Regions from separate parts of the Homo sapiens genome. Here region 1 is linked to region 2. Evidence: read pairs that join two places in POLR2A ChIA-PET (ENCODE). Cell type or tissue: K562. All regions are shown on one strand. Each heading gives the region's core, and the rest is flanking DNA. Links, peaks and the distances in the headings are about the cores only. Region 1 overlaps LINC01344 (long intergenic non-protein coding RNA 1344). Region 2 overlaps LINC01344 (long intergenic non-protein coding RNA 1344).

What was found. ChIA-PET counts read pairs that join two places held together with the same protein. Peaks named below come from ENCODE experiments on the same cell type or tissue, not always from the same donor. Only the 100,000 strongest peaks of a DNase experiment are listed, where the experiment ranks them.
Region 1: POLR2A ChIA-PET joins it to region 2 with 10 read pairs; 4 of 35 experiments call an interaction of 5 or more read pairs at or near these places.

What each region holds. Positions count from the first base shown.
Region 1 is chr1:182,230,636-182,242,065 of GRCh38, reverse strand. The region is part of intron 2 of LINC01344 (long intergenic non-protein coding RNA 1344); the gene reads left to right. Among named protein-coding and RNA genes, the nearest start is that of LINC01344, 78 kb to the left of the region's middle. In K562, for the core only: a CTCF peak has its summit at 5,639; a DNase peak (open chromatin) is centred at 5,655.
Region 2 is chr1:182,295,528-182,306,957 of GRCh38, reverse strand. All of the region lies in intron 2 of LINC01344 (long intergenic non-protein coding RNA 1344), which reads left to right. Among named protein-coding and RNA genes, the nearest start is that of LINC01344, 13 kb to the left of the region's middle. RefSeq lists a silencer at 2,925-2,974 and an enhancer at 4,732-5,249. In K562, for the core only: a CTCF peak has its summit at 5,015; DNase peaks (open chromatin) are centred at 5,017 and 6,777; H3K4me3 peaks cover 235 bases.

The DNA of each region.
Region 1 (11,430 bases), core at 3,234-8,233, 64 kb after region 2:
GCTGAAATGAACGCTATTTAGGCTGAACTGGGGGCCCTGATATGCTATTTAAAGAAAAAAGAAATGAGAAATCATAGGAATCTTGAAGCTATTCATCTTGAAGACCATTCACGGAAGCAGTGAAATTAAACATAGCATCCTTCAATATATTCCCTCCAAACATAAACTTGGGCTATTGTTCCTTCATAATGCCAGTTTACCTCTGGGAGTTTGAGAGGCGGGTACTCATGTCCTCTCAGCACAATCACCAAAGCACTGCACCAGGTATCAGGAGGAAACAAGAACAAATCTATTGTCAGGAAGCCTGAGGGTTGACCCAAACACAGCAGAGCTATGGAAAATTATTTTGGAAACTATTTCTTACATAGCTGCCTGCAGTTGTTCAACCTGATTCTTAGACTGGACTGGAAGAGGAAAACCACTCATCATCTGAGAAGCCTTCGTGTTGCTATTTTATTAAGGACAGAAACATAAAGAGAAAAAAATCCATGGTTCTGCCTCACTTTCTGCTCCCTCCTTGACTTTTCTCTCCAAGTCTCAAGTACTCTTTATGCTCTGTGGGCAGTCGTCAATAGGAAAAAAGACTGATTTGATTTAAACCCACACCTTACTTTTAAGGAGCTCTTTCCTGCTCACCTGCTCATTTGATTAACTGGGGGCACAAAGAGGGTAGGAAATCCAAGAGGCAAAAGTAAGGGACCCCAAATGATGCATGCAGAATCTTTAGTGGTGAACTGTTGGGCTAGAAAAGTTGTCACCGTGGAATCTAAAATGGGTCCTGTTGTTTGTAAGATCCTTTAACCATCCTACTTCTCTTAATAACCATGTGGGCTATCCCAAAGTAGATTCTGGTACCCTATTAGAAGACACAGAGGGTATTATGGATGTGTGTTTAAGCCACAGTTTGAGCAAGATTGCATTTCTGTAGAATCATGATCTATGAAAACTTTCTGGCTGAACTGTTCATGTTACTAGTAAATCAATTTCATCAATTTCATTTTAAGAGAGTGTAGGAGAAGCTGTGGAGGAATCCTGCCAATGGCAAGAGTGAAGATGAAGCTCTATATGAAATGAGGAAAGGGGCAGACCTGCCACCGCAGAGCTAGCCCATTCTTATGGATGAAAGCCAGCTTCTGGGCCTTATTCATTCATTCACCTTTCATTTATTTGCCCATCCATCCACTCCACACATATTTCTGGAGCCCCTACTAAATGCTAAGCACTGCAAGTCTTAGGGACAGGTCAGTGAACAAAATAGACAAGCTTGCTGTCTTCTTGGAGCCTGCAGCCTGGAAAGGGAGTCAGACTAATATGACACAAATAAATTATGCAATTTTGATCATGGTAAGTGTTAGGAAGGAAGAACATAGGGTGCTATGAAAGCAAATAGGAAGAATGGTGAAGGGTCAGAAAAGTTTCCATGAGGAAAGCTGAAGGGTTAGCCAGATGAAGGAGAGGGGAGCCTGGGGAAATGATTTAAGCAGGAAATGATCCATGACTGAAGGGAGAGGCAGACAAATATATGTGTTGTGTGTGTGCGTGCGTGTGTTTGTGTATATGAATCTCAATGAAATGAAATCATCAGTAAGAAGCAAGTAGGCAAAACTCAGTGAAAAGAAGGGAAAACAAAATACAAATCAACCCCAGTAGGGCAAGAATATGCTCCTAAAAGTTGCCAACTGTGGTGGCAGGAGAGTGAGTGCAGGGTGCCCTCCACTCAGGCTAGCTTCCATCCCTCCCACATTGAAAGCAAAAGGCACGTCGTGGAAGGATGACATTGTCTTTCATTACTGAATCTCCAAATGGCTCACTGAGTCAGATGGATGCTGTGAGTTCTTTATACATTTGATATGTTTATCAATGAGTAGAATGGCAAAGTTGGAGGTGGATATGAAACTAAAATTACTGAACATCAATGTTGAGGCAGGCAATGGCTAGGCACTTTGTGGCCATTATTTCATTTAACATTTAAATAGTCCTGCCAGGTGGATACTACACATTTTATAATCAAGAGAGGAACAGTAGTTCTGGGAAGGTGACTAAAAATGAATGAAGATCAACCCACTTAAGTTGGTCTGGCTTCCATGTCGTGGAATTTCTGCAGTGCCACTCTGCTTTGCAAGCTTAGGAGACCCCTGTTATGGTTTGAATGTTCATCCCCTCAAAACTCCTGTTGAAACTTAGTCCCCAATTTAGCAGTATTGAGAGGTGAAGCCTTTAAGAGGTGATTGGGTAATGATGGCTCTCCACTCATGAATGAATTAATCCATGTATGGATTAATGGAATAATGGGTTATCATGGGAGTGGCACTAGTGGCTTTAGAAGAGGAGAAATAGGCCAGGTGCTGTGGCTGACTCTTGTAATCTCAGCATTTTGGGGGACTGAGGCGGGAGGATTGCTTGAGGTCAGGAGGTTGATACCAGCCTGGGCAACATAGAAAGACCCCATCTCTACAAATAAAAACTTTAAAATTAAAAAAATAAAAAGTGGAGAAAGAGAGACCTGAGCAAGCACACTCAGTCCCCTCAGCATGTGATGCTCTACACCAGGCTGGGACTCTTTAGAGGGATCCTCTCCAGCAAGAGGGCCCTTGTGGAATCCTGAGCCATACCCTTAGACTTCTCAGCCTTCAGAATTATAAGAAATAAATCTCTTTTCTTTATAAATAACCCAGTTTCAGGTATTCTGTTATAAGCAACAGAAAATAGATTACAGCAAACCCATAGAACTCATTTGGTCCCAGTCAATGTCCTCCTCCAGAAAATAACAGAAAATAAAAAATAACAAAAAAACCCAGAAAATAACAAATTTTCTGGAGGAGGACATAGAGGCTTACAAAGTTTAAGGGATTCATGTAAGCCTGGAATTATGGCAAATGTAAAGTAGACCTCTGTTTTCACATTACTAATCCACACATCTTTCCTGTTTCTTACTGTTTTATAAATCTAGTAAAAACACATACTTACCTGTGAATTATTAGTTTGCCAAAAGTACATATACATTCATTATTTTTCTTGACTTATACCATTTTTTCTTGAGTTATCCCTGAAAACTTCAGAGTTGAAATATGTAGTGGGAACATCTTTTCAAAAAACAAAAACCCTACTATAAAATATATTTTGTAATGAGGCAATCATACTTTTATTATTTTTCTATTTTGAACTTTCTTAAAGCAGGAGATGTTTGTGTTGGACAACCAACTTGTGTTGTGCCTTTTATATAATATTCTATATTATATTATATTATATTATATTATATTATATTATATTATAGGAAAGGAAAAACAAAGAAGGAAAAACAAAATACAAATCAACCACAGTAGAGCAAGAATATGCTCCTAAAAGTTGCCAACTGTGGTGGCAGGAGAGTGAGTGCAGGGTGCCCTCTACTCAGGCTAACAAGAGTTTTGAGGGGATGAACATTCAAACCACAGCAGGTGTCTCCTAAGCTTGCAAAGCAGAGTGGCAATGCAGAAATTCCATGACATGGAAGCCAGACCAACTTGAGTGGGTTGATCTTCATTCATCTTTAATCACGTTCCCAGAACTACTGTTCCTCTCTTGATTATAAAATGTGTAGTATCCACCTGGCAGGACTATTTAAATGTTAAATGAAATAATAATATTCTATATTATGTTATATATAAAATTATATATATTCTATATTATATTATATAAAAGTTGGTTGTCCAACATAAGCATCTCCTGCTTTAGGAAAAGAGGAATATAATATTCATCTAATAAAATGGAAAGTCCTAAATAAAGTATGTTTACTTTGTTAGCTTCTCTAATAAAATCTCAAATCCAGAATAATATCTTGGTCCATACATCAAGTCGGTGAAATAATACCATAGAATCAGAAAATAGAAAATGGTAACCAGTGCTCCATTAGGGAAGAATTCTACATTTGCGATCACAGAGTCGCTTCTAATTAATTGGTTTTGACTTTAGACATATTGTTTCACTCTTCTGGCCTCAGATTCTACATCTGGAAGATGAAGGGGTTATAGCTGATGGTCTCTGTACATTCCCCTCTAGCTTTCAAGTTCAGTAAGATAATGGGTCTTGAAGGTATATTTACAACCAGCCCATCCTTTCCTTCTTGGTCAATAATCCCCAGCTGTCATTCTCACCTGCTAGTTGTCCCTTAACTTCAATTTCCCACTCTTCCCTATAGGATCTTAGAAATACTAAAGGGAACATCTAATATTCACAATTCCTGGGCCTGAGCACCCCCTGGGCACACAGAGATAAACTGCTATAGCCCTGGAAGAAATCAGGGCTCTGGGAAGCCGGGGTCTAACTAAAGTTAGCACCAAATCCCTGAACTTCCCTGTGTGTACTATGAGACAAGAACTGTGGGACTTTCCTGACTTGGGCAGGAAAGGAGCTTGGAAGAATGAGAGGGACTGGGTGGCAAGCTCTATCATCAAACAGGCGCTGCAGGGGCTCTGCAGGGCTGTCCCCAGACAGGTACATTTGGAAGGGAGGGAGATGAGGTAGGGACTTGGCAGATGCCCAGTGGGTGTAAGTCAGTGGCCACACAGTGAGTGTACAGGGGCTAAAGGGCAGCCACTTGAAAAAATGTGCTGTTCAACTGAATAAGTTCACAAGGAACAATCCAAAGATTACTAAATATCAATTATTTGTGTTGCCTGAATTGTCCTCCAATCCCAATAAATATCATGCGTGCATTTCAACAGGGATTTTATCTTCGTGTATTTACCATTTTTGATGCTTTCTTTCATTTCTTTTACTGGTTTGTATACACACCTTCTGCGTTTGTAGGCCATATAACCATTATTTTAAGCCTTTTAGGATATGGCTGTCCTGTAGTGAGGCACTTTTTGTAGAGTATGTGCATGAGCCTGCGTATGTGTGTGGTGTGTGTGCGCTGCGTATGTTTGTGTCTGTGTGTGTATATGTGTGTGTGGTGTACGTAAGTGTCTTCATGTGTTTCCGTGTATGGTGTATGTGTTGCACGTGGTGATGTGTTGGGTGTGCACGTTTGTGTGTGCATATGTGTGGTATATGGTGTTTCTCTGGGTCTTTGCATGGTGTGTCTCTCTGTGTATTTGTGTTACATATGTTTGTGGCTCTGTGGGTGTTTATTGGGTTGTGTATGTGTGTAGTGTGTATGTTTGTGTGTGTTGTATGTGTGGTGTGTGTGTCTCTCTGTGTTTGTGTGTGGTGTGTATATTTGTATCTGTGTGTATGTGTGATGTGTCTCTCTGCGTGTGGTCTATTTGTGTGTGTATTTGTGCTGTGTATATTTGCAACTCTGTGGGTGTTTATGTGGGCTGTGCATGTGTGTAGTGTGCATGTTTGTGTCTGTGTGTGTGTGATGTATGTGTCTGTGTGTGCTGTGTCTATCTGTGTGTGTATTTGTGCTATGTATGTGTGTGGCTTTGTGGGTTGTATATGTGTATGAGTTAACTCCTGTGTGCAGACTGCAGCCCCTCAGGCCTAGACTCTGGGCTCTTCTCTCAGGCCTTAGCATCTATGCCAGGCAACTGAGATTTCTCAGGCACTCCTGGGAACTGTGCCTCATGTCCCAGAGAGCGTGTGGAAAGCACTCTCTGCGGCAGGTGTCTGACAGCCTGCAGGGTTGCTATGTGCCTAGGGTGTGGCACACAACCCCTCTGCGGAGGATGAGTGCCTGTGGTTATCAGCAGAGTCAGTGCACTGAAGAGGCCATTATCACGGGCACCGGAGTGCATGAATCATGGGGTATGTCATTTTCTATTTTAGGAAGAAAAAGAAAACATCTCGAGCGAATCAATCAATTCTCATTAGGCCCATTCATAGCCACATTGCCTGGTCCTCTTTCAGGGGCTGGAAGAAGTGGCCCACATCCAAATCCACCATTCAATCCGTAGGCCTTTGCCCCATATTCCGGCCCCATTTCCTTGCTTGATGTGTGCACACAGCTCTGCCTCATGCTGTGAGTGTGCATACCTCCTCCGTGTCCCTCAGTCAGCCTCCTGCCTCCTGACTTGGGTCGCACTCAGGAGGTAAAGACACTTTCTCTAGGCCACAGCATTCTAAGTTGGTGTAATTTTCTGTTTAAACTCATGATGAATGAACTCTAACATTCATTCAGTAGGTGTGGCCACATGCAGAGTTAGGCATTCAAGATGCAGGGAGGATTAGAAAAAATGGTAGTTAAGGGCATAGACTTTGATTAAGATAGAACCTGTTTACATTGCTTCTTCACCCCTTCCTCTGTGACCCGGGGCAGACAAGGTAACTTCCTGAAGGCTCTGCTTCCTCATTTGTGAAATGGGCACTTACCTAACTGTGGTGCTGTGAGGCCAATGACAGCTGAAAGTGCCAGCTGTGGTGTGGATGGTCACTCAACCTTCATTCCTGCCTCTTGCTGGGTGAAGTTGGAAAGCTGAGCACCATGATTCCAAGGCTCCTTTGCAGTCGGGGTTCTAGAAGCAAGCTGTCTTCTGCCAAGTAGAGGCACTCAGTGCAAGATGTGCAAAGCAGAAGCTGCACCCCTTTGTAGCCATTTTGCTGGCCAGCAAAGCTGGGGAAATAGGAGGTTTTTCTGCATCAGAGTTCCAGAGTCCATTCTCCAGCTTCTTGGGTATCGAGAGGCAGGAATTGTAGCAGAGGCAGCAGTCACTTCTGGATTCCAGCACAGCTCCAGAGGTGCCCTAGAGGTGGTGGTTAATTTCTATACTGCTTTGTGAGCCCCAGCCTAGAACCTGCTCCTTCAGCCCTTCTAACCGTTTTGCAAGCACATTATCCCTTGACTAAATCCCTTCCTACTCAATGTAAGTGAAGCAATTTCTGTTTCCTGCACTGAATCCTAACAGATAAAGCTATTATTATTTGTATACAGAAGAACAAGTTAAAGTAATAGCAGCTGCCACATATTGGTTATACCATAAGTCCAGATTTTTATAGATGGTATCTAATTTCATTCTCCCAGAAAAATCACACAGCCCCTGAAGGGTCTAATCAGAGTGTGAACCTAGGTTTCTCTGGCACCAAAGGCGGGGTGCCAAACCATTATACTCCTCTGTTCATGCTCTGGAAGAGCTCGCAGGTCAGGAAGGATGCATTCTGGTGAATAAATGGCTACAGTGCAGTGAGAGAGATGCTGAAAAAAACTGTGGGCCCAGGCCTATGGAGCCCAGATGAGAAAATGCCTAACTCTGCCTAGCCTCGGAAGTCCAAGATGGAGTGTGATTCCCACCTTGGCAAGGAATCATGACCTCCAGGCTCCTTAAGATGTTGGGGACCTCTGCCTTGAAGCTCCAATATCCTGTTTCTCAAGAAACCATGATTTAGGAACTCCACAGAAGGAAGAAAGAAAGGGAAAAAGGAGAGAGGGAGGGAGAAAGCGAAGCAGGGAGGGAGGGAGGGAGGGAGGGAGCCCTAGCCTGCAGCGGCATTTGGCTACCTGGGGGGCTGAACCCTTTGTATCCTATTCTCAGCTCTTTTACCCAGGCTTTCAGGTACCATGGTTTTCTCACACACCTGGCCTTGCATAGATTGTACCACTCCTCACCCTTTTCTAGCACCTGGAAAATGGGTTTGCCTTTATTTGGTGGTTCCTTTTAATGTCTATCTTTTCAGGAATTGAGATAATTTTTCCTCCACCCTAATTTAAAGGCTTATGAACATATGTAAAAGCTTAGGAGTACCAATGTGTTTCTGAAAGGTTTTTTGTTTGTTTGTTTGTTTGTTTGTTTGTTTGTTTTGAGAAGGAGTCTTGCTCTGTCACCCAGGCTGGAGTGCAGTGGCACGATCTCGGTTCAGTGCAACCTCTGCTTCCCGGGTTCAAGCAATTGCCTGCCTCAGCCTCCCGAGTTGCTGGGATTACAGGCGCCCACCACCATGCCCAACTAATTTCTGTATTTTTAGTAGAGACGGGGTTTCACCATCTTGGCCAGGCTAGTCTTGAACCCCTGACATCATGATCCACCTGCCTCGGGCTCCCAAAGTGCTGGGATTACAGGTTTGAGCCACCACGCCTGGCCTGAAAGGTCTTTTAATACTGAAAAAACAAACAAACAAACAAACCAAAAAAAAACCAAGACTTATTCAGCTGCATCTCTAAATGAAACATGCATCCCAGCAAACAATCATAGCTGGCCTCCCTTATTAGGGACCTGGAGATCCTAGGCTATAGGAAATACATATCCTTTGCATTTGTATGCTTGAAATTTACAAAACAATTTTTAGTTGTTTTGTTTTTTAACTCTCAACTGATTTTTTAAAAAAAGATACAACCGATTGTTTGATCTGCTGCCTGCAAGATATTTTGAATAGGCACACTATTCCTGTTTCAGAGGAGTAGGTTGAAGCCAGAGTCCCACATCTTGTAAGTGACGGAGTTAATTGATGACTCTGAATTAGTGCATTTCCCTATTTTCCTTGAAAGTAAACCTTTCCCCAGAGCTGCTGGAATAAAAGGTATGGGGGTCTCTTTTTTGCTCTTCCTCTGCCTACCTGAAGCATGTGTGAGGAGCTGGCTCTGTTTCCCTGGCTGGAACCTGGAGCAGGAAGTCCCAACCTGTGGCATCAGCTCTGGAAGTAGAAGCAGGGTCCTGTGGAGGAGGTGGTTCCAGATGTAGGGCCTCTGATTTCTTGCCTCTCAGCTCCCTCATTTTCAGGGTTTGCTACCACCCCCTAATTTCCAGGTAATGGTCTTGTAAAATTTTATGAATTGGACCATCAGGAGTGATGTGGTTAGGTTTTATGTACCCACCCAAATCTCAGCTTGAATTAGAATTCCCATAATCCCCAGGTGTCAAGGGAGAGACCAGGTGGAGGTAATTGAATCATATGGGTGGTTTCCCCCATGTTGTTCTCGTGATAGTGAGTGAGTTCTCACGAGATCTGATGGTTTTATAAGGGGATCTTCCTCCATTGCTCTCCTTTCTGCAGTCTGGTGAAGAAGGTACATTTCTTCTCCTTCGTCTTCCGCTATGATTGCATGTTTTCTGTGAGGCCTCCCGAGCCATGCTGAACTGTGAGTCTGTTAAACCTCTTTTCTTTATAAATTACCCAGTCTTGGACAGCTCTTTATAGCAGTTATAAAACGGACTAATACAAGGAGCCTAAACCTTGAGCACATTTTCTAATTTCTAGCCCCTGGGTAACTGGCTCCTCTCTCCACATTTAGCCCCATGCCCATGTTCAGACCCTTAGCAGAGCCCTGGGCATGGGGCCAAGGAATTGCAGAAGATTCTGGTCCCAGGACAACTGTTAAATGATTTCAGAAAGGTAAAGACCACCACATATGTGCACCTCAAAATAGTTTCAGGACACACAGGACCTCAAATACCACAGTGTTTTATAGAGGGCACAAAAAGGGGGCTTAGAAATTATTAAGCCTTCAGAAGAAAAGATGATAGGAGGGAAGTAACAGTGGAGATAATGAAGCATTTGTAAGATAATGATATCAAAAATCACATTCAAATAGTATTTGCTGATTTCAAAAGCTTTCTCACCTATATTATTTCATGTAATTCTCAAAGTAATAGTCTAAAGCTGGGTGCTGTGACATGCTCCTAAAGTCCCAGCTACTTGGGAGGCTGAAGTAGGAAGATCATTTGAGCCCAGAAGTTCTAGGCTGTGGTGTGCTATGAATAGCCACTGCACTCCAGCCTGGGCAACACGGCAGGACCCTGTATCTTAAAAAAAAAAAAAAAAAAAAAAAGTAACAGCCTTGCGAAGTAGGCAGAGCAGACATTACCATGCCAGTGTAAAAGACAAAAAGCCTGAAGCTTGGGGTTGGGGTCTTCTGATCCCAAATCTAAATCTCCAGTGAAAATTAGGAGCAATATTGTATATAGCAACATCAATTTAAAAAAAAACTCTAATGTCCCAATTACCTGATTCTGGTTTCTGCCTGCTCAGTCTCCTGCAAATTCCCTCTTGATTGGTCCTCGGAGTCCCCAAGAGGTATTTCACGTGTGTGCTCAGGAATAAGTTTCCCTTCCGATGGCTTCCCTGGTTCTGGGGCCCTGATGAATGTCATACTGCCCTGGATCACTGCCCAGACCCCACTATGTGGCCATCACCTCCCTAGAGCAGTCCTCTTTCCTGTAGCCACAGGCCCCACCCTTTTTCTGGTAGCATTCACTTCCATTCCCCGGGATGTCAAGGTTATTTGGTGGTCTATGGCAGAACAGGAGAGAGTGGCTCTCTCTTCATGGAATTACACTTTGTTAGAGGCTCCCAGAGCAGTGTTAACATGATTCCAATGTGAGAGAGGTTAACTCAGACACCTAGGTCAGTTTTTATCTCTCCAGGGGGAGGGCTTGGGATGGATGCATTTAACAGCCATGCAATTCTGTAAAGTTCCACTCAGTATCTTTCCTCTGGGGCTTTATTCCTACCCTCTCAGTCTCTGTCAGTTTCTTAGTCAACTCAGGAACCAAATGGAGTCAAGTGCATATTTTGGATGAATTCTTTGTTGCTCAAAACTGAGGAATCAAGCAGAGTGGGACAACTCATTGTTCCTTAATCTCTTAATGCTACTATTTGGGTAGAGAGGAACTCTTGTCTTAATCCCCGATACATCAGTGTAGTTTGAAGCACTCGCAATCCAGTGACGAAGAAGATGGGCACAGTTCCTGCTGCCTTGGATGCTTCAGTCTGAGAGGTCGATGGTACCGTGCCTGCTTTCTTCTTTAGGATGAATGTTTCATGGGAAGCTTATCTAGATTATTCACTCTCCTCCTACTCCCCTACCTGTATCCTCCACCCACGCTCCCAATTTACAAAAAAAATTTTTTTAACTGAATTTTTATTTTAGATAATTGCCAATTAATGTGCAGATGTAAGAAATATTATAGAGAGATCCTTTGTATCACTTATCCAGTTTCCTCCCGTGGTAACATCTTGCAAAATTATAGAATAATATCACAACCAGGATATTGACATTGGCACAGTCAAGATACAGAACAGGCCAGGCACAGTGGCTCATGCCTGTAATCCTGGCACTTTGGGAGGCTGAGGTGGGAGGATGGCTTGAGCCCAGGAGGTCGAGGCTGCAGTGAGCCATGATTGCACCACTGCACCCAGGCTGGGTGACACGGCAAGACTTCGTTTCAAAAAAAAAAAAAAGAAAGAAGAAAAGATACAGAACATTTCCATCACTACAAAGATACCTCATATTGCCCTTTTATACCCACCTCCACCTCCCCTCTCACCACTCCATCCCTGATCCCTGGCAACCACTAATTTGTTTTCTATTTCTATAATTTTGTCATTTCAGGAATATTGCATTAGCAGAATCATACATCACGTGATGTTTTGGAATTGATTTTTTTTTTTTTACTCTGCATAATTTCCCAATTCTCTGGAGATTCATTGAAGTTGTTCTGTTTCTCGCTGAATAGTATTCCCTGGTATGGATATACATGTGTTCTTCCTTAATTTGGATACCATACTTGTATGAAT
Region 2 (11,430 bases), core at 4,124-9,123:
ATGATGATAGTCTATGTTTTCTTCTCAAAGCTTTATTAATAAAGAGAATGTCTAGATGGCTAATAAACATATGAAAAAATGCTCAACATCATTATTTATTAGGAAAATACAAAATACAAATGAAAACTATAAGAAGGTACTTCTACACCAGAACAGTTAAAAAGTAAATAATACAGGCCGGGCACGTGGATCACGCCTGTAATCATAGCACTTTGGGAGGCCGAGGCAGGAGGATCACGAGGTCAGGAGTTCGAGACCAGCCTGGCCAATATAGTGAAACCCCGTCTCTACTAAAAATACAAAAATTAGCTGGGTGTGGTGGCATGTGCCTGTAGTTCCAGCTACTTGGGTGGCTGAGGTGGGAGAACTGCTTGAACCCAGGAGGCAGAGGTTGCAGTGAGCTGAGACCATGCCATTGCGCTCTAGCCTAGGTGACAGAGCGAGACTCCATCTCAAAAAAAAAAAAAGAAAGAAAGAAAAAGTAAATAATACAACAAAAACTTAGAATATCAAGAGTTGAAAAGGTTGTAGAGCAATGGAACTCTCATATTCTGCTGGTAGGTGGGTAAATTGGCACAGTAGATTACTGCAATCACTTTGAAAACTTTTTGGGCCATTGCACTCCAGCCCGGGCAACAGTGCAGGAGTCTGTCTCAAAAAAAAAAAATTAAAAAAAAAGAAAACCTTTTGGGCAATATCTACCAAAGCTGAACATAAGCCTACCCTATGACTTAGCAATTTCATAGATAGGCTTATAACCAACAGAAATGTGTAAATGTATGCACCACAACACAAAACTTTTCACAGAAGTTGTACTCCCAGTAGCCCCAAATTGGAAACAATCCACAAGTCCATCAATAGTAGCATGGTGTGGCAGATATAGTCAATGGAATACTATACAGTAATGAAAAAGACCAAATTATTATTAAATGCAAAAGTATATATGAATCTAACCCATATAATTTTGAACAAAAATAGCTAGACACAAAAAAGGACATATTTTATGATTGTATTTATATGAAGTTCAAAAAAGAAAAGCCCAAGTATGGTGAAAGAATTTAGAATGCTGACTACCTTTGGTGGGAGTGGGGCCAGAGGTTCATCGCAATGGGGCAGAAGGCAGTGTATGAGGTGTAGATAATGTATATATTGATCTGAATGGCAGCTTTATGGTTGTATATATTTGTAAAAGTATATGAAGTATCATTCAAAGATTTGGGCAATTCAATGAAAAAGTTCAGGGAAAAAATGTTAGTTAATAAAATATTTGAATTGTAATTCTCACCATTTGTTTACAGTAGAAGTTGGTAGAGTATTGTTTTACTCATATTTGCGTGTTTGATGAACTCAGCTTACTAAGTCATTGTGATGTTTGCTAACTTAACTCTTTCAGATATTGTTTGTAGGAATATTAGAATTTCTGTGAAATGTCAATGATTTATGGGATCTAGAATATTTAAATTTGATATAGTCCCCAAAAATACAAGGAGTTAGGAGCTCTCTAAGATCCCTTCTGGTACTAAGATATAATGACCTGTCTGAGATCAAATATATATTATTAGTGACATATATTAATGTAATAATTTGATTATAAAAGTAATGAGATATAAAAACCAGTTTGAAGTCATGTATAGTAATCATAATAGTATCATCCTTTATTATAAATGCACATTTTGAGTTTTGGCTTCAGGACTGTTGACTAGATTTATATTGACTGCATTTTTCTTCAGAAAATGTTCCAAGTATTTGGATCTTATATTTTTGGAAGAGATTTTTCATATATTGTATGATCAGCTACTTACAACATATTGAATGAATGAATGAACAAAAGAACATGTTATTCATTTTTTGATGCTTGGTGCTAGGGTCGTAGTAGTAAAAAGGCAGACCAGCTCCCTGCCCTGATGGATGCTTAATATTCTAGTAGGAGAGACTGACCTTAAACAACTGACACAAGGCATTTGAGTGCTAGGAAATAAACATATAATCTGATCTAGGGGTCTAACCAAGCCTAGGGAATTGAAAAGAGTTCCCTGAAGAAGCTGGCATCAAAACTGAGAGGAGTTCAAGGTTGCCAGATAAAGTGTGAAAACTGAGGCCTCTAGGGAGAGGATTAGTACATTTCAAAGCCACAAGGAGAGAGAACAGCATGTTGCTTTGGAAGAAAAAAATTCCACTTGTTTGGACAAGAGAATTGGAGGAGAGATCTAGCAGCTATTAGATGTGGAAGGTGCTGTTTGTTCCTACTAAGGATACTGAACTTAATTCTAGGGCAAGGTGAAACCACACTGAAGGTTTTAAGCAAATGTATTAATCATATTTGTATTTTAAGAAATCAAACTAGAGTAGGAAAACTCTCTCTTTGGTAGAACCTGGGGATAAGAAGTAGAGCTGGAACTAGAACCCAGCTCACCAGGGACCTGGTCCCACACTACCCTAAGTTCTCCACTTTTTGTTGGTCTCAAGCTAAAGTAGGAAAGAAAGCTTGGTGTTAGAAGAGAAGCTTGAGAGTGCAGCCGCCCCCTTTTCCTTCTTCACTGGCACCGTGCCATTCACTGGAGAGAGAGGAGGACTGACTCCCTACGCAGACCCATGGCAGACCCCTTTACAGAGGTACCCATCCTGTGGGGTGTACCCTCACTCCCCCAGGGACTTTTCAATCTTTTTGTTGATTTTCTCTAGAAACACTTTTTTGGCAAGAGCAAAAACCCTGCAAATCATGGGTTCCTGTAAGACCCTCTTGGAATTCTGTGAAAGGGTAAATGTGATCTTGGAGAGTTATGAGAATGGATTGGTCTATTTTCGGAAAACAGCACCCAGTGAATTGAAAGCAGAAGTGTTTTCCAGGACAGACAATTGGTGTTTAAGAGAGAGAGAAAAAGAAACGAGGAAAGCATAAAACAGTTGTAGAAATGCCACTTTTGAAAGTGCATGCTTTACTTCTTGTTTCTATTTCTTCAAATCCACTGACTTCTGAAACCATGTAAATTTGTCTCTGCTCCTATTACTCTACTGAAATGTTTCCTGGCTAAGTCACCAATGACTCCTTTTTGCAAACCCAACAGCTGCTTTTTGGTGCCCATCAAAACCAATTGTCTGTCTTGGAAAACACCTCTGCTTTCCAGTTTATTAACCCTAGGCACTGAGTTCTGGAAGCAGGCCAATTGATTTTTATAACTCTCCAAGGTGACACCCTTTCACAGAATTCCAAGTGGGCTTTATGGGAATCCATTATTTGAGAGAGTTTGTGCTTTGTGGGGTTTTGTTTGTTTGTTTTTTTTTTTTTAATTCTCTTGACCCTCTCCAGTGGCAGAGAAACTTCTGAAACATCCTTCTTCGAGGCTTTGGCAATACTTTTCATTCTGGGTTCTCCTTTTTTCCCATCTTAGTTGGCTTCTCTTGCCTTGCATCCAATTAGATGCTGGTATTCCCTAGGATTCTAATTGTAGATTATTTTTTCCACACTTGCTGAGCCCATGCATGAATGATGCACGGGTCCTCTGCTGTCATGCATCATATACTGAAAGTTATTAAATGTCTATTTCTAGCTCCTGCATCTTCTGGGCTCTAGACCTAGAGTATCAGTAATTGCCTGCTGGATTTCTTAACCTGGATGACCTAAAACCATGTCATATGCTACAAGTCGAATACCACATTATAAGCCCAAATATCTTTTTCATCCCCAGTCAAACTGCTACTCCTCCACCATTTCCTGTCTCAATTAATGGCACCAATATTTGTCCAGGTACCCACTCCAGAAACCTGGGATTTATCCTCATACTCTTCCCTCTCTTTCAACTGTGAGTTCAATATATTGTGAAGTTCGATGAACTCTACATCCAAGATCTTTCTTCCCACCACACTTTGCTATCATCCATCACCCATGACTTTTTTGTTGTTTTGTTTCGTTGTTTTTTTTTTTTTTTTTTTTTTGAGATAGAGTTTTGCTCTTGTTGCACAGGCTGGAGTGCAATGGTGTGATCTCAGCTCACTGCAACCTCCGCATCCCGGGTTCAAGCGATTCTCTTGCATCAGCCTCCCAAGTAGCTGGGATTACAGGCATGTGCCACCACACCTGACTAATTTCATATTTTTAGTAGAGATGGGAGTTCACCATGCTGGTTAGGCTGGTTTCGAACTCCTGACCTCAAGTGATCCCCCCATTCTGGCTCCCAAAGTGCTGGTATTACAGGCATGAGCCACCGTGCCCAGCCCTTTTTTAAATCCAGGTTTTCTTTGTGTCAGCACATCCCTCCACGTTGCTTCCCATAATGATCATCTTCAAAGCACACATGTGATTTTCTCTCTCCCCTTTTAAAAATCTGCAAAGACTCTCCATCACCTCCAGGATAAAGTGCCATCCCCTGAGGGTGGTACAGAGGCTCCTCTGCAGTGCAGCCCCAGCTTGTCTCCTGGAGTCTCCTCCTGCACTCCCTGCTGATTGAACATGCCATACATGTCCTCCTCCCTCTTTGCTTTTGCCACTGTTATTTTCCTGTTCTACCAAGGATAAACCCTCTCTTCTCACCTAACCAACTTTCCCCACTCTTCAAAGCCTCCTAGGCCAAAGCTGTCACCCCCTGTGACTTTTCTTGATGCTCCTCTTCAAAACCTAGTAGAATAAATTATTTTTTGTTCCCTCAGCGCTTTGTTTATGTCTCTGTATAGGAATTATTGGATTATTTTATAACTACTTGCCTTTTTGTTTGTCTCTCCCTCTCTCAGGGACCTTTCCTTATTAATACATTACTGTAATTCCAGAGTGCCTGGCATATAGCAAACACTCAATAATGTATGCATTTTAATGCTTCCTCACTCTCTTCTTTCTAACCCCTTTCTAGTCAGCTGATTAAGGTATAAACAAAACCCAACTCATATTTTTTCCAGCTGAACCAGTTCAAATGAACACAGCAGGCCCTGAGAAGTTGTAATAAGAACGAAAGATCAAGGACTTGGAGAACAAAGAGCACATTGAGTTGTTTCAGTAGTGTTGACTGGGATTGCACCACCCCCAAGTGCTTGCTCAGAAAATAACAGTAATGCTTTATAGCCTAATCTGGTCTTACACTTTCCAAAGTGGAGGCCAGCTGGTGTTAACAGCATCACGGTGAATAAGCCAAGTGGTGTGTGTGGTGTGTGTGTGTGTGCGCGCGCGTGCATGCTGGTGAGGGTTTTTCAGTGACAGAGAAGGTGTTATCTCTATTTGGAAGGTGGGAAGCAGGGCTGGAATTGGACTGCTGATCCTCTAATGCAAGGCTGATGAAACTTTTTTTGTAAAAGGCCGGATAGTAGATATTCTAGGCTTTGTGGGTCATACATCTGTGTTGTACCTGCTCAGCTCTGTCATTGCAGCGGAAAAGCAGTCTTAGAGAAGATACATAAACAAATGAGTGTGGTTGTGCTTCAGAAAACTCATTTATGAACACTGAAGTCTGAATTTCATATGTTTTTCATGTGGCATGAAATGCTATTCTTGTTTTTGACTTTTCGTACCCCAGTGATTAAAAAATTTAGAAAAATGTTAACTCTTGGGCTAAGTGGGCAGCAGGCAGGATTTGGCCTGCAGCCATGCCATCGTTAGGCCCCATGCTCTAATGCTTAGTTCATCACGACATACCCGGAGTGGCTGGATTTGGGGTGGGGTCATACGGAGGGTGCTGACCTTATGCAGTACTGACTACGTGCCAGTCTCTGTGTTTCAGCACGGTGCATATGCCCACTCATTTCTTTCTTTCTTTCTTTCTTTTTTATTCTACTGCGTGTTCTCTGAACCTGTCATTCATTTCTTACAACAACTGTGTGAGCGAGGAACTAGTGTCACCCAACTTGGCAAGTGATCAGACTGCTCACCCAGCTTGTAACTGTCAGTGTCAGACTTTTACCCAGGTGTCTGGTTCTGAGGTGCATGTTCTTACCACCACATCCTACTACTGCCTCCTATAGCAAAATATCATTGCCATGGAGATCATATGTGATGGGTTATGTTTTTCAAAAACACAGACATTCTTATCAAAATGGGGTCAATTTTCCAAAAAAAAAAAATTGAGGACAAGGAGGACCGAAGGACAGATGTTGACATATCCAGCTGTGGGAAGATTGGCTCAGAATCCCCCAGGACTTAATATACTTTTCTGAATTTGTTATTGAGTTCTTTCTCCAGAAATTTGGAGGAATGCAGATAGTCCTCTTACCCTCTCAAAAGATCTTCCCTCTTGCTCCCTTTCCACCCACCCACCCTCCACCAACACACACACACACACACACACACACACACACACACAGAGTTCCTAGTTGTGCATATTAAACTACTGTCAAGTAATCTATTTGGCATTAGTAGCTAAAGAACAGATGTCAACTTATTGCTGCTTCCAGAGGGCCCTGCCAGATGAATGCAAAAGTTATCAATTCTCCCAGAAGGAATTACCCACAACACTTTTGTGCCTGCCCTTTCCTCCCTGCTGTTTCCAGTTTCTTCTCCTTGGACACCCACCCACTCTGAATCCAACACTTGACAGTGGCTCAAGGCTCTGACCACAGTGACAATGTAAGAAGAGTGGGTGGTCTCAGCCACCCTCTGCAGTTCTGGGAAGTTTACTCCAAGCTTTGCTTCTCCCCAGCCCCCAATTCCCCCTTCCTCCCTGACCTCATAAGCTCATTCCCTTCAAAAATCGGGGTGTGTCTGTCACCCCAGGCAGCAACAGCTGCAGGCCCTGGGAGCTCAGTGGATGGTGATGCAATTCAGTTGGGGGTGGGGGTAGAAGCTGGTGGCTGGGTGAGGGAGATAAGAGGAAACAAAAGGCAGTTAAAAAGATCTGTCAATGAGAAGGATGGTTAGAGCCAGAGGAGGACGTGGGTGTCCCTGAGCTGATGTGAACCTTGCCTCAACTCCTTGGCTTTCTCCCAGTCCTTCTCTTCTGACCCTCAGGGGTCCCTGGAAATCTGCTACCTCCTGAGCAGGGCACTCTCCTCTCCTCTCCCCTCCCCTCCCCTCCCCTCCCTTCCTCTCCCCTCTCCTCTCCTTTCTCTTTCTCTCTTTCTCTCTCCCTTCCTTCCTACCTTCCTTTCTTCCTTCCTTGCTCTCTCTCTCCTTCCTTCCTTCCTTCTTTCTTTCTCTCTCTCCTTCCTTCCTTCCTTCCTTTCTTTCTCTCTTTCTCTCTTTCTTTTTCTTTTTTGAGATGGAGTCTTCCTCTGTTGTCCTGGCTGGAGTGCAGTGGCACGATCTTGGCTAACTGCAACCTTCACCTCCTGAGTTCAAGTGATTCTCCCGCTGCAGCCTCCTGAGTAGCTGGGACTACAGGTGCCCGGCACCAGGCCAGGCTAATTTTTGTATTTTTTTTGGTAGAGACGGGGTTTTGCCATGTTGGCCAGGCTGGTCTCAAGCTTCTGGCCTTAAGTGATCTGCCCACCTTGGCCTTCCAAAGTGTTGGGATTACAGGCGTGAGCCACCGTGCCCGGTCCAGGGTAGTTCTAATACTTTCCCAGTAATCCCCTTTTTATCTCCTTTGCCTTGTTCCCCTCCTACTCCTCGAATCTTTTTGGAGCAAGCTCTGGGGGCACATTTAGGTTGGGGCATAGCTGTGGAGCCACTGGCCACAGGTCTGTCTCTGAGCTTGGTCCTACAGGCCTGTATATGCCTGAGCCACCTTTTCCATAGGGCTTTAGCTCACCTTCTGCCCTCATATAAGGGTGATGGCCTTCGCCAGACACTGTGCTAGACAACAGGAGGGAGCGCCTGTGCCATGGGGTTGGAGGATCTGAGGGCCTTAGTACTGAGGTCACTCCTCAACTTTCAGGATTTTTTTTTTTTTTTTTTTTTGAGACAGAGTCTTACTCTGTCGCCAGGCTGGAGTGCAGTGGCACGATCTCAGCTCACTGCAACCTCCGCCTCCCCGGTTCAAGCGATTCTCCTGCCTTAGCCTGCTGAGTAGCTGGGACTACAGGCATGCACCACCACGCCCAACTAATTTTTTGTATTTTTTGTAGACACAGGGTTTTGCCATGTTGGCCAGGATGGTCTTGATCTCTTGACCTCATGATCCGCCCGCCTCGGCTTCCCAAAGTGCCTGGATTACAGGTGTGAGCCACTGCGCCCGGCCAGGTCACTCAGCTTTCTTCTGGGCTTCTTGATGACACTGGGAGACAGGGAAAAGTGTTCTACATTTGAAAAACAAATTAAAAAATTATTAATCCCCACCATTACTAGAGTCACATTTGCTCACAGTAAAAGACTTGGGCAGCACAGAAATATACAGGAAAGAAGAAAGCAAAGATCACCTGTAACTCCAAACCTGGAGAAAACCTCTCTGGGCATTTTGGTGTATTTCCTTCTCTCTTTGTTCAATGCCTATCTTTATCTCTATCTCTGCTTATAATGCATGGTGTCTATTGGACGTCGTGCTTGTCTCCCCATCCACATTGGCATTGTTTTCTGAGTATTTCCCATTAAAAGTTCTTCCAAAGCAATGATCATTTAATGAACAGGTATTCACCTTCCAAGATGAAGACAATGTTTTTATCTAGGTATTAGCATTGAATTAGTCTTGACTAAGACAATGTTCTTATCTAGGAATTAGTATTGACTATATTAACATCCCCATTTAACACCACACACACACACACACTCATACATACACACACACACACTCACACATACATACTTCTGTCTGAAAGTTTATTAGGAAGGCAGGTAGATGAAACAGCCCTCACTGCAAGGCACAGGCCCTTTACGTGAGATCTATGGGGAGGATGTGGGGCAGGAGGCTGGGGTAAAACATGGGCCTGGGAACATGGCTTCCAGCTACTCGTTGCCCCTCTTGAAATTCCCACCCCTTGACCTAAGAGCTTCCTCTGGGATGGAGTGTGGACCAGCTACCTGACAGGTGGGACCAGGGCTCAAAACTATGTGGGTGACAGGGTGAGGTGGCTCATGCCTGTAATCCCTGTACTTTGGAAGGCCGAGGCGGGCGGATCACATGAGGTCAGGAGTTTGAGACCAGCCTGGGCAACATGGTGAAACTTTGCTTCTACTAAAAATACAAAAATTAGCTGGGAGTGGTGGCATGTGCCTGTAGTCCCAGCTACTCAGGAGGCTGAGGCAAGAGAATTGCTTCAGCCTGGCAGTAGGGGGAAGGGGGGCAGCAGTTTGCAGTAAGCCGAGATCTCGCCAGAGTTTGCAGTAAGCCGAGATCTCGCCACTGCACTCTAGCCTGGGCGACAGAGCGAGACTCTGTCTCAAAACAAAAACAAAAACAAACAAACAAAAAAACCCTATGTGTGTGTATGTTTTGATGCTCAAGAAAGTAAAATGGTCTCTGCAAAAAATAAAACTGGATTGGACAAGGGAGTTTTATCTGTTTTCCTGAGAGTGCCAACATTATGCTCCCACATCATTGTTTATATTCCACATTGCCTGGATTGCCCTTAATCTGGCACATACTCCAGAACAGAATGCACTGTTTTCCTCAGTGATGGTGGCCAGCATACCCTGAAGGCCACCAGCACAGCCTATGTGTCCAGTCTCCAGAGGCAGGACAGAGGTAGTCTTTTGGATTCTTTGGGACTAGCACAGGACAGGATAGTGGAGTGTAGGTGGGGAGGGCAGCCAACAGCAGCTGTGAACCCATCTCAAAGAAATCCCACACGAGGCTGGGCATGGTGGCTCACGCCTGTAATCCCAGCCCTTTGGGAGTCCGAGGCAGCCGGATCATGAGGTCAAGAGATCAAAACCATCCTGGCCAGCATGGTGAAACCCTGTCTCTACTAAAAATATAAAAATTAGCTGGGCATGGTAGTGCACGCCTATAATCCCAGCTACTGGGGAGGCTGAGGCAGGAGAATCACTTGAACCTGGGAGGTGGAGGTTGCAGTGAGTCGAGATCGTGCCAATGCACTCCAGCCTGGTGACGGAGTGAGACTCCATCTGGGGAAAAAAAAAAAAAGAAAAGGAATCCCACACGAGCTTCAAGGGGGTGTCCCAAGGAACGGCTCTAAGACTCTAAGGGTCATGTTTCTCAGCTTTGAGGGTTAGCAGCCAGACGACCCAGGGACTGAGACCACTGGAAGTGGGAAAGAAGTGAGTAGAAAAATGAGGGTGAAGATGAAGAAATAGGAGAAGGGCTGGATTACTCAAGAGGGATACGATCATTCTGAGCCATCCAGAAAATGAGGGAATCATCAGGGTTTTGGTGGGGTTTTTTTTTTGTTTTTTGTTTGTTTGTTTTTTGAGATGGGGTCTTGCACTATCTCTCAGGCTGGAGTGCAGCTCACTGCAGGCTTAAACTCCTGGGCTCGAGAGATCCTCCTGCTTCAGCCATCCAAGTTCCTAGGACTACAGGTATGCACTACCACACCCAGCTAATTTTTATTTTTTGGAGATGGGAATCTTATTTTTTTGCCCAGGCTGGTCTTGAACTCCTGGCATTAAGCCATCCTCCTACCCCAGCTTCCCACAGGCATGAGCCACTGTGCACAGTTTGGGAACCATCAGTTTTTTAAAAAATAGGATTTAATATTTAATATTTCACAAAGAGCATCTATGTATTGCCTGAGAGGATGGGGGAGGGTAGGGCAAAGGTAGAGAAGGGGAAGGTAATCCCTCACTTTTAGTAATTAGGGCCTCAGTTATTTTTAGTAATGCAGGCTCAACAGGTCCTGAATGGGCAGGAAGGAGATGTTAAAGGAGGAAAAAGAGAAAGATGGAAGATAAAAAAAGATAAGAAGATCAGTGTGGTGGCTAACGCCTGTCATCCTAGCACTTTGGGAGGCCAAGGCAGGAGAATTGCTTGAGCCCAGGAGTTCAAGACCAGCCTGGGCAATAAACAGTGAGACCCTGTCTCAGAAAAACAAAAACAAAAACAAAAACAAAACAAAAAATTAAAAAAGGAGAGAAAGCAAGTATGAGTATCCATTGGCAAATATATACTAAGTGTCTACTATGTCTTAGGCTGTGTGCTAAGAACTGGGAATGTAGAATTAAAACTTTCTGATCTGCTGAGAGAGAGAAGAAGGAGGAGGAGAAAGAAGAAGCAAAAGCAAGCAAGAGAGACAGAGGAAGGAAGGAAGGAAGGAAGGAAGAAGGAGGAGGAAGAGAAAGAAGGAAGGAAGAAGGAGGAAGAGGAAGAAGGAAGAAGAAGAAGAATGAAAGCTTTCAAGCCCTGCCTTCAAGGAGCAGTATGCCACAGAAACTTGGTGTACAGATTGTCACTGGTTGTGTTACTGGGCTGCTGCCGAGCTGCCATCCCTTTATGGTTGCTTGTTCTTCAGGAGGAAGTCCAGTCTCCACTGTTAGATGTAATTTGTCTTAGAATCTTTGGAGGGGCCGGACTCTATAAGGCAAACCAAACAAATATCCTTTTTCTTCATTTAAATAGGGTCTGGCATGTTTAACATTCATTCCTTTTTTTTTTCTTTTCTTTTCTTTTCTCTTTTCTT